Linked DNA regions of Homo sapiens: region 1 is linked to region 2. Evidence: chromatin contacts called from ENCODE Hi-C data. All regions are on one chromosome and are shown on one strand. The core of a region is the stretch at or near the end of the contact, and the rest is flanking DNA. Distances in the headings are between cores, read along the strand shown. Region 1 overlaps NT5C3A (5'-nucleotidase, cytosolic IIIA). Region 2 has its middle 41 kb from the start of MIR550A2.

The links. Hi-C counts contacts between places; a loop is a spot of excess contacts on that map.
Region 1: a loop to region 2 is called in a map with no recorded cell type, with 5 times the contacts of the local background. The contact joins two enhancer-like sites. A Hi-C loop is called at or near these places in 1 of 168 maps with a recorded cell type or tissue (K562) and 4 of 37 single-sample maps with no recorded cell type.

What each region holds. Positions count from the first base shown.
Region 1 is chr7:33,031,272-33,036,265 of GRCh38, forward strand. The region is part of intron 1 of NT5C3A (5'-nucleotidase, cytosolic IIIA); the gene reads right to left. It also overlaps the pseudogene RPS29P14. Among named protein-coding and RNA genes, the nearest start is that of NT5C3A, 29 kb to the right of the region's middle. Within about 2 kb of position 3,445, at least 3 of the 41 ENCODE cell types and tissues checked have a DNase peak (open chromatin) inside an H3K27ac peak, as active enhancers do.
Region 2 is chr7:32,689,798-32,694,684 of GRCh38, forward strand. It overlaps the pseudogene DPY19L1P1. Among named protein-coding and RNA genes, the nearest start is that of MIR550A2, 41 kb to the right of the region's middle. Within about 2 kb of position 2,859, at least 3 of the 41 ENCODE cell types and tissues checked have a DNase peak (open chromatin) inside an H3K27ac peak, as active enhancers do.

The sequences.
Region 1 (4,994 bases), core at 2,195-4,694, 340 kb after region 2:
AATTATATTAAATTTTGATTAAAAAAGAAAACACGGCCGGGCATGGTGGCTCATGCCTGTAATCCCAGCACTTTAGGAGGCCGAGGCAGGAGGATCACTTGGGCTCAGCAGCTCGAGACCAGGCTGGGCAACGTGGCAAAACCCTGTCTCTACAAACAATACAAAAATTAGCCGGGCATGGTGGTGCACATCTGTAGTCCCAGATACTCGGAGGCTAAGGTGGGAGGATTGCCTGAGCCTGGGAGGCAGAGGTTGCAGTGAGCTGACATCATGCCACTGCACTCCAGCCTGGGTGACACAGTGAGACCCTGTCTCAAAAAAAAAATAAATAAATAAAAAGATTTTGTATTAAAAAACACACATAAATACATTATATTTAAAATAATGAATTATTATTCTTAAACTAAAAATAAAAAACAAAATAAACTAAGGGTTATACAATCCACAATGTACAGAGAAAACAATTCATATTTTAACCAAGACTAAAAAAATTACTTGTACTTTTAATTTATAAATATGTATGTTCATCTATATGAGTTTCATTTATTTATTATTTTTAAAATTTATTTTTGGCCGGGCACGGTGGCTGACGCCTGGAATCCCAGCACTTAGGGAGGCCAAGGCCAGTGGATCACCTAAGGTCAGGAGTTCAAGACCAGCCTGGCCAACATAGTGAAACCCTGTCTCTATTAAAAATACAAAAATTAGCTGGGCATGGTAGCACATGCCTGTAATCCCAGCTACTCTGGAGGGTGAGACAGGAGAATCGCTTGAACCCGGGAGGCAGAGGTTGCAGTGAGCCGAGATGGCACCACTACACTCTAGCCCAAGTGACAGAGCGAGACTCTGTCTCAAAAACAAACAAAAAAAGGCCAGGCACAGTGGCTCATGCCTCTAATACCAGCACTTTGGGAGGCCAAGGCAGGCAGATCACCAGAGGTCGGGAGTTCGAGATCAGCCTGGGTAACATGGTGAAACCCCATCTCTACTAAATATACAAAATTAGCTGGGCATGGTGGCATACACCTGTAACCCTGTTACTTGGGAGGCTGAGGCAAGAGAATTGCTTGAACCCAGGAGGCGGAGGTTGCAGTGAGCCAGGATTTCGCCACTGCACTCCAAGCCTGGGTGACAGAGTGAGACTCGGTCTCCAAAAAAAAAAAAAAAAAAATTTACTTTTATGTTTTTTTATTTTTATTTTTTGAGGCAGGGTCTTGCTCTGTCACCCAGGCTGGAGGGCAGTGGCGTGATCTTGGCTCACTGCAACTTTCCCTCCTGGGCTCAGGTGATCCCCCCACCTCAGACTCTCAAGTAACTGGGACTACAGGGGCTCACCACCACCCTCGGCTAATTTTTGCATTTTTTTGTAGAAACAGGGTTTTGTAGTGTTGCCCAGGCTGGTCTTGAACTCCTGGACTCAAGCAATCTGCCTGCCTCAGCATCCCAAAGTGTTGGGATTACAGGCATCAGCCACTGCACCTGACCTATTTTAAAATTTTTGAGACAAGGTCTCACTCTGTCACCCAGGATGGAGTGCAGTAGCGTGATCACAGCTCACTGCAGACTTGACCTCCTGGGCTCAATAGATCCTCCCACCTTAGCCTCCAGAGTAGCTGGGACTACAGCCATCTGCCACTATGCCCAGGTATTTTTTTAATTTTTGTAGAGACGGGTCTCACTATGTTGCCCAGGCTGGTCTCAAACTCCTGAGCTCAAGCGATCCTCTTGCCTTGGCCTCCCAAAATGCTGGGATTACAGGCATGAGCCACAGTGCCCAGCCTCAGTGAATTTTAAATCACCTTAGTATTATCCTACATTTTTCTGGAAATAGCCCACATAAAAATTAGTTTGAATCACTTAAGAAATTCCAGTCAGATGTTCTCAGAGAAATATTCTTTCTTGGTTTTCCATTGTTTATATTTGGTAGCAACAAAAGACTTCATTACTGCAGTGGTACAAAGAAGTAGGCACTAGAGTTTTTATCCAGCTACACAGAAAGTATAGATTTAAAGCCACCTATTCAAACTGGTACATTTACCCCCACACATAGATGATTCTCAGATTTATTTGGAAGATTATGCACTACTAAATTTTAGTAATAGCGATTTCCCTTGCTTATTACATATTTGGTCTGTTTCTACATTAAGATAGTGTAGGCCAAATTCTTTCATTCCTTCACCACATATTAAGTATAAGACAGTGTGTGAAGCCGCTCTGTAAGAGATATATAAAATATAAATCTTACACTCAAGGTGCATATTCTCTAATGTGGATTAAAAAATAGAAACCCAAATAATTAATACATTGCCAAGATGTCCAGATAAAATGTAAAAGGAATAGAAGAAACAAAGATTTCTTCTTCTGGGGTCAAAGGAGGAAGAGCCAACAGAGGTAGGCTCTGGAAGAGAAACAGGATTTAGATATGCTGAGATTAGGGAGGAATCAAAGTGCAGGGTCTAATATGGGAAAAAGAGAAATAGCTCTGTTTGTATAGAACTTGAGTGTACACAGAGAAGTGTGCATGTAAAAAGTCTGGACAGAGAGATCTGAATCCTGTTCATGAGAAGTAAAGAATAACATGCTATAAAGTTGTCAATATAAAAGACATATATATATATATATAATTTTTTTTTTTTTTGAGAGGGAGTCTCGCATTGTCGCCCAGATTGGAGTGCAGTGGCGCCTCTCAGCTCACTGCAAGCTCCGCCTCCTGGGTTCATGCCATTCTCCTGCCTCAGCCTCCCGAGTAGCTGGGACTACAGGTGCCCGCCACCACGCCTGGATAATTTTTTTGTATTTTTAGTAGGGACGGGGTTTCACCATGTTAGCCAGGATGGTCTCGATCTCCTGACCTCATGATCTGCCCACCTCGGCCTCTCAAAGTGCTGGGATTACAGGCGTGAGCCACCGCGCCCGGCCAGACCTATCAATATTTTTAGGAAAGCAAACCCAAGGTAAAAATTGTGTAAATTAATGCAATAATAGTTAAAAAAAATCTTTTGGCTTGTTTTCCTTCAACAGTCTGAATAACTGTGGAGTGAATACACTGCTACTTGCCTCCACAAACACCTTCTAGAGGGCTCTAGGACCCAAGTAACAACATTATACAAAGAGGATTAACATTGTTTATATGTCAGGGAATTCCTATACTGCTTGTGTTCACGTAAGTTAAAAAAAAAGTCAACCCAAACAAGAAAATAAGTTTTAGACTGGTTTAATTCTATGTATCAAAGAGATATGCTCAATTCCAATGAATCAAGTGCCAATCCTTCAATGGATAGAAAGAGCTGTTATTAGGTTGAACCATATAAAACTGGCAATACTGGACTATATTTGACATATAAAAACAATTTCATACGCTTCAACCTAAGAGCAATAACTAAACTGACGATGACTTAATCACCATTTTGAGTCAACTTTCACCTTTGATCCTACACTGGTTGGGGGAAAGATGAACAAGAGATTTATTAAGCGTGACAAAATGCTGTGTCACGCTCTAGTTTATAGGCCAGAAAAAAGCTAGAGAGAAAGAGAAAGCTGAAAAAATAAATGGAACAGAAGAGGAGGCACAACAATAATAAGAACACAAAGAGAAAACAAGAGATCATGAGGCAGTTGTTCTCTTTAAAAGAAAGGATTATTTTTAATTGTTGTTTTTAAGATTTTATCACTGTGAATATGGAGAACAGATGTAATTTCTTTCCACACATGCAAATAAATATGCCAGTTACACAGTTAAAACACTCACTAACGTAATAGAGTAGATCAATATTTAATGAATGCTTAATCTGGGGTTACTAGGAACTTGACGTTTTCACTGAGTATGAATAATAACACATAGTTGGCGGTTTCACACCCATTTCTTAAAGGTAAGATTACTGCTCTCATTCAGGGCTATAGAAGCTAATAAGGAATGAGTTTTTTTTTTTTTTTTTTTTTTGAGACGGAATCTCGCTCTGTCGCCCAGGCTGGAGTGCAGTGGCGCAATCTTGGCTCACTGCAACCTTCGCCTCCTGGGTTCAAGCCATCCTCCTGCCTCAGCCTCCAGAGCAGCTGGGACTACAGGAGCTTGTTACCATGCCCGGCTAATTTTTTGTATTTTTAGTAGAGATGGGGTTTCACTGTATTAGCCAGGATGGTCTCGATCTCCTGACCTGGTGATCCGCCCGCCTCGGCCTCCCAAAGTGCTGGGATTACAGGCACCCGGCCGGAATGAGTTAAGATACGAAGCCAGTTCTGACTCCAAAGCCTGTACATTTCCTATCTCATCCTAGTATATATAATGCAACTCTATTGTCATGCAAGTAAGTATTTTAAAAATTTCTGAATGCTTGTCATTTAAATTTGGAAACCTACAATAATGTATTTCACACTGTACGATTTAAGTGTGTTATTGCTGAGCAAAGAAAATTTAGCGTAAAAAGGAATGGGGAAACATTTTATATTCTGAGAAGCACGACAATGTGCATTAGATTTCAAGCAAAAACATTTTAAAGATAATTTGAAATTCAATTCAATAAGTATTTGAGGTTTATTTTGTGATGCACTGTGAAGAAAGAGTTGTATAAAATTTCAGTCCCATAATTATCTGGTTAGAGACAGAGGTAAAAGTGGTGAAGATTTACCATTAATAAATGGAACTGGAAATAGGCAAATACCCACCATTTTCACATGTACGGCAGACTCTTGATTAGTCATTTCTTGGTTATCCAATCTTCTGGATTTTCCCAGGTGATGTCACAGCAAAAGAGAAAAAAAAAAGTACACGTGACATACATAAATTTCAGGTTCTTCCTGTTATGCCAATAATATATTAAGGTGGAATTTTTGGTATGACTTATTTATTTTGTTTTTTAAAAATGTTTATTTTATGTACAAAGAACTAACATGGTTTCTTTCATTGGGTGGATGCCTTGGATAATCCATTCAAGGAAGATCACTTAGTCCAACTCAATGAAACCTATGTCCTTTGCATACTGATGGAAACACCGGCG
Region 2 (4,887 bases), core at 1,609-4,108:
AATAGTCAAACTAAGTTTTAAAGAAAAGAATTTCTATCACTATGCATTGCTATAAGGCTTTTTATTCCAACATATGGTATTAAATAGGAGTTTTGTGCTCAATTGTGAATTTATATGAAAAGGAGATTAGGACACAACAGGCACAGAGGAAAGATCATGTGAAGACACAGGGAGAAAACACTCATCTGCAGATCAAGAAGAAAGATCCCAGAAGAAACTAACAGAGGCCCAAGAGTGGCCTTTGTGTTTCACTTCAGTGCTCTATGTTCTGGCCAATTGTCTGTCATCTTCCTTTCTGTGTGAATGAGTCCCCTGTGGGCAAAAGCAGAGACCACCCTTTGGGGCATACCTAGATGGGTGGCAGGCAGACAGCCACTATCTGTCATCTACCCAACCCCCACTTACGTCCTTTTCCCTCCACATCCCTCATCTTTCACCATCCCTCCCCTCCTACTCACCTTCTTCAGGTAGCAGGAGTGGGAGGTAGGAAAAAGCAATAAACTTATTAATATTAAAGATCCAAGCCACAAACCTTTGCCTCTGTTTAGCTTTTTGGTTTCAGACTCTTTTTCAAGGCAAAATTTTCTCAAAATTATCTGCTATAAAAACAGGAATTCAGAGAAACATTTACAAACTCTAAAAGTAGACAGATACCACCACCTTCCCCATCCTCCACCCAACCAGGCTGTGACAGTAGGTAAAATCTGTACACCAAACACCAATTCCCTTGATGGTATTTGGATCCATTTCCAATTGAGAAGCAGTCATCTATCCTTTTTCATTAGCTTCGCCTTCACTGGTGAGAAGTTAGTGGGAAGTAAAGACTCTGGAGGCCTGGAGTTGTTGGGTTTTAAAATTTTATGCCTGGAGGGTAAGTCCACTGTAGTAAATGCAAAGTTATTTTTAAACTTAAAGCCATGGAATACCACTACATTATAGTAACCAGCTATTTTGTTAACCTACATTCATTCATGTATTGTTTGTATGAATGTTCTGTTTCCAGCATAATGGCTTTTAAAAATTAAAGATATAAATTAGCTATTATTAGAGAAACAGCATGATAGTAAAACTCCCCTAAATTGGCATAACAAAATATTACTAATAGACTCTAGAGGGGACGGACAGTCTCTAAAGAATAAACAAACCATTGAGTAGAGAACAGAAATCCCACCCAACCAGTAAGTGCTCTATGCTGATCTTCAAACAATGAGTTCCTGGGTCTTAGCAATAACCACAAAAACAACTCACCACTAACCGAGTGCTTACTGAATCTCATATGCTTTACATGTATTACTTTATTTTTTTCTTCCAAATGTCACTTTTGAAGAAGATACCTTTAATATTTCCACTTTACAGATGATGAAATTTTAAAATGTTAAATAAATTGCCCAGCTAGTAAATGGTAGAGCAGGGATTCAAACCCACTCTTAATATATATACTATTATTTTGATCCCCAGAGCACTCAATATAGTGTTGGGTACTTTAAAAAGAATTAATAAAATGTTGAGCCATATGGGGGATGATTCAGCCATATTGTAGGGACAGAAAGCAGTAAAAGTGACCCAAATACCCTATCTTTAAAATGTTTGTATATTTTAACCATTTATTTTCCACCTTATTCTTTGGTGCAATGTTTGCTGAGCATCTGCTATGTTCCAGGTACTGTGTCGGGTGGAAAACAGGAATAAATAATATACAAACCCTTTTATTAAGTAATTCAGAGTTCAATAAAAGACTTCAAAGGAAAACAGATCATTTTTAAATGATCAAACTGTGTGACAGGTGGAGTGGCATTAGCAGATCACAGAGGGGATGTTCGGGACTGGCTGCTGGCAGGAGGGGACATCTGAGCAGGTGAGAGGCAGAGGTGTGGGAGGAAGACAGGTTAAGACCTTAACAGACAAGGGTACAGTGGGAGCACTGGCAGGAAAAAGAGTTGCTGGAAATTTCCAGCAATTTATTGTTGCTGAAGCAAAAGGTGTGATGTCAGGTGGGTCCCTGATCCTGGAGCGGAGGTGGGATGCAAAGCATGGAGACCCTTTTAAGGCACCAGAGGAGGGAGAGAGATTGAACAAACAGGAGAGGTGGGTGGGTGAGGGAGAGAAGAGCCACTGAGATCATCACAACTCAAACAAAACTAAAACAAGTGTAATACATGTCCCTTGAGTTCTCTTGCTTTCTCCCATTTTCTATTAAAACATGTGCAAACTAGCACCTTAACACTTTTTGTAATTTCATGACAAATGCTATCATATTTCATAGCCAGCAGATGGCACTAAGTATACATAAAATGAACATTTTGCACACTGTCACTTTTTTTTTTTTTCTCTTGAGACAGTCTCACTCTGTTGCCCACGCTGCAGTGCAGTGGCGCAATCGTGTCTCTCTGCATCATGGGCTCCAGCGATCCTCCTGCCTCAGCTTCCCGAGTAGCTGGGACCACAAGCGCCTACCTCCTACTTATTTTAAAAGAGTTCAATCCAGGCTCTACTGTTCTCAAGGGACTTTTCTCCATACTAGGAACTCTAAAATCTGACAATGGTCTGGATCTCTGAGATAGGCAAGGCATCTTGTAGGTACAGGGTCCTCTCTTCTGCCAGGGGCTACTGTGCTGTAGTCTCAGAGGGATTTCATCAGGGGATCCCAGTAAGGTTGTAAAATGAATAATGATCTTGGTGGCACCACACCATCTCTGTGTAGTGAGGAAAACTTATGTAAAACTGGAACGGGTGAAGGGGTGAAACTAGGAAGGTTTCATAGCTGTTAGAAGAGGGGGAACAGGATTGGGTGGGTAAAGCCTTCAGCTGTGAGGCCTGTTGACATCTATGAAAGAGGAAGAAAGCAGGAGAGCCTCCAGCTGCAAAGGACAGCTGACCAGGGCTTGGCTTGCTCAGTGAGCAGCTTCAGAGCAAAGATTGCCTGATGAAGCAGTTCAGCATTGGGCTGAAACAGCCAGGCCCTACAGTACCCTTCTAATCTGGTTTGGCTCTGTCCCCACCCAAAATCTCATCTTCAATTGTAATCCCCATAATCCCCACAAGTCAAGGGAGAGACCAGGTGGATATAATTGAATCATGGGGGTGTTTTCTCCCATGCTGTTCTCCTGATAGTGAGTTCTCACGAGAGCTGATGATTTTGTAAGTGTTTGGTAGTTTCTCCTGCGTTCATTTCTCCTTCCTGCCACCTTGTGAAGAAGGTGGCTTGCTTCCCCTTAACCTTTTGCCATGATTGTAAGTTTCCTGAGGCCTCCCCAGTCATGCTGAACTGTGAGTCAATTAAGCCTCTTTCCTTTATAAATTACCCAGTCTTGGGTATTTCCTTAGAGCAATGTGAGAACAGACTAGTATATCTTCCTTGCTCAGTCATTGGCTGGGGGTTGCCTAGGAAGAAGAATGTGGTCCAGCGTGAATGCCATGCAGATGCTGATGGCTCTACAGTTGAAGGCTGTCAGTTAACTCTGTTCCCTGCAGCTGGGCAGCAGGTTCTCAGAGGAATACCCTAGAGGTTGTGTACTTTTGTGGCTGCCACACCATCCTTATTAAAGAAATAACTCTCATATGTATGATCCCCATTGTATTTCTTAGGTCTGTGTGAAGCTGTGTAAACAGGCTTGCTCTTTTCAATAGCTGAGGTGCTTTTTAAATAAAATTCATACGTTCTTGGATATGATTCAATCCAGTATATTCCATGAACTGGCTTTGCAGCTTCATCTGAATAATCTCGATATTTATATATGAGTTATATGTATCTCTTGGATGAAAATTTTAAAAGTAAAGGCCATTATCTATATGTGCTCAAAGGATATAAAAGAATTTTAATCTCAGAAAAGCATAATAAGGAAGTCAGTATATATTTTAATCTCAGGCAAGCATACTAAGGAAGTCAGTAGCTGCAAAAGCTCCTCAAAAAATTATTCGAAGTCAAATATAAATAATCCTATTGCTCTTCTGGATTACGAATACATCATAGCTTTTTTATTAACATCCAATTCAAAGTTGGTCTATTGTCTGGTGGTATTAAAATGGATCACATGTGTAGCCCTTAATAATGCACATTGACTTGGAACACCTTGCTTGATCCTCATAATTCTATGAGGTAGTTATTATCACCTATGTACAGATGAAGAAACACATCCTGAGATATGTCAATTTTAATGCAATTTCTATGAATGACATCTTTTTTTCAAAACCCTATGAAACACAATCCAGTAATTTTTAAGAAGCTATACCACTCCTTCCTTACACAATATACAAAAATCAACTCAAGATGGATGAAAGACTTGAAAACTATAAAAAACCTAGAAGAAAATAGGAAAGGCCATGGACATAGGCCTTGGCAAAGACTTCATGATGAAAATGCCAAAAGCAATTGCAGCAAAAACAAAAATTGACAAATGGGATCTAACAAAACTAAGAGGTTCTGCACAGTAAAAGAAACTAACAACAGAGTAAACACACAGCCTACAGAATGGGGGAAAACACCTGCAAACTACACATCTGACAAAGGTCTAATATCCAGTACCTAAAAGGAACTTAAACCAACAAGCAAAAACAAACGGCCTCATTAAAAATGGGCAAAAAATGTGAACAGACACTTATCAAAAGGAGACATGCATGTAGGCAACAAGCATATGAAAAAATGTTCACCATCACTAATCATTAGAGAAATGCAAATCAAAACCACAGTAAGATGCCATCTCACACCAGTCAGAATGGCTATGATGAAAAAGTTTAAAAAAAAAAAGATGCTGGTGAAGTTTTGGAGAAAAGAGAACACTTATACACTGCTGGTAGAAATGTAAACCAGTTTGGCCACCGTGGAAAGCAGTTTGGAGATTTTTCAAAGAATTTAAAATGGAGCTATCATTCAACCCAGCAATCCCATTA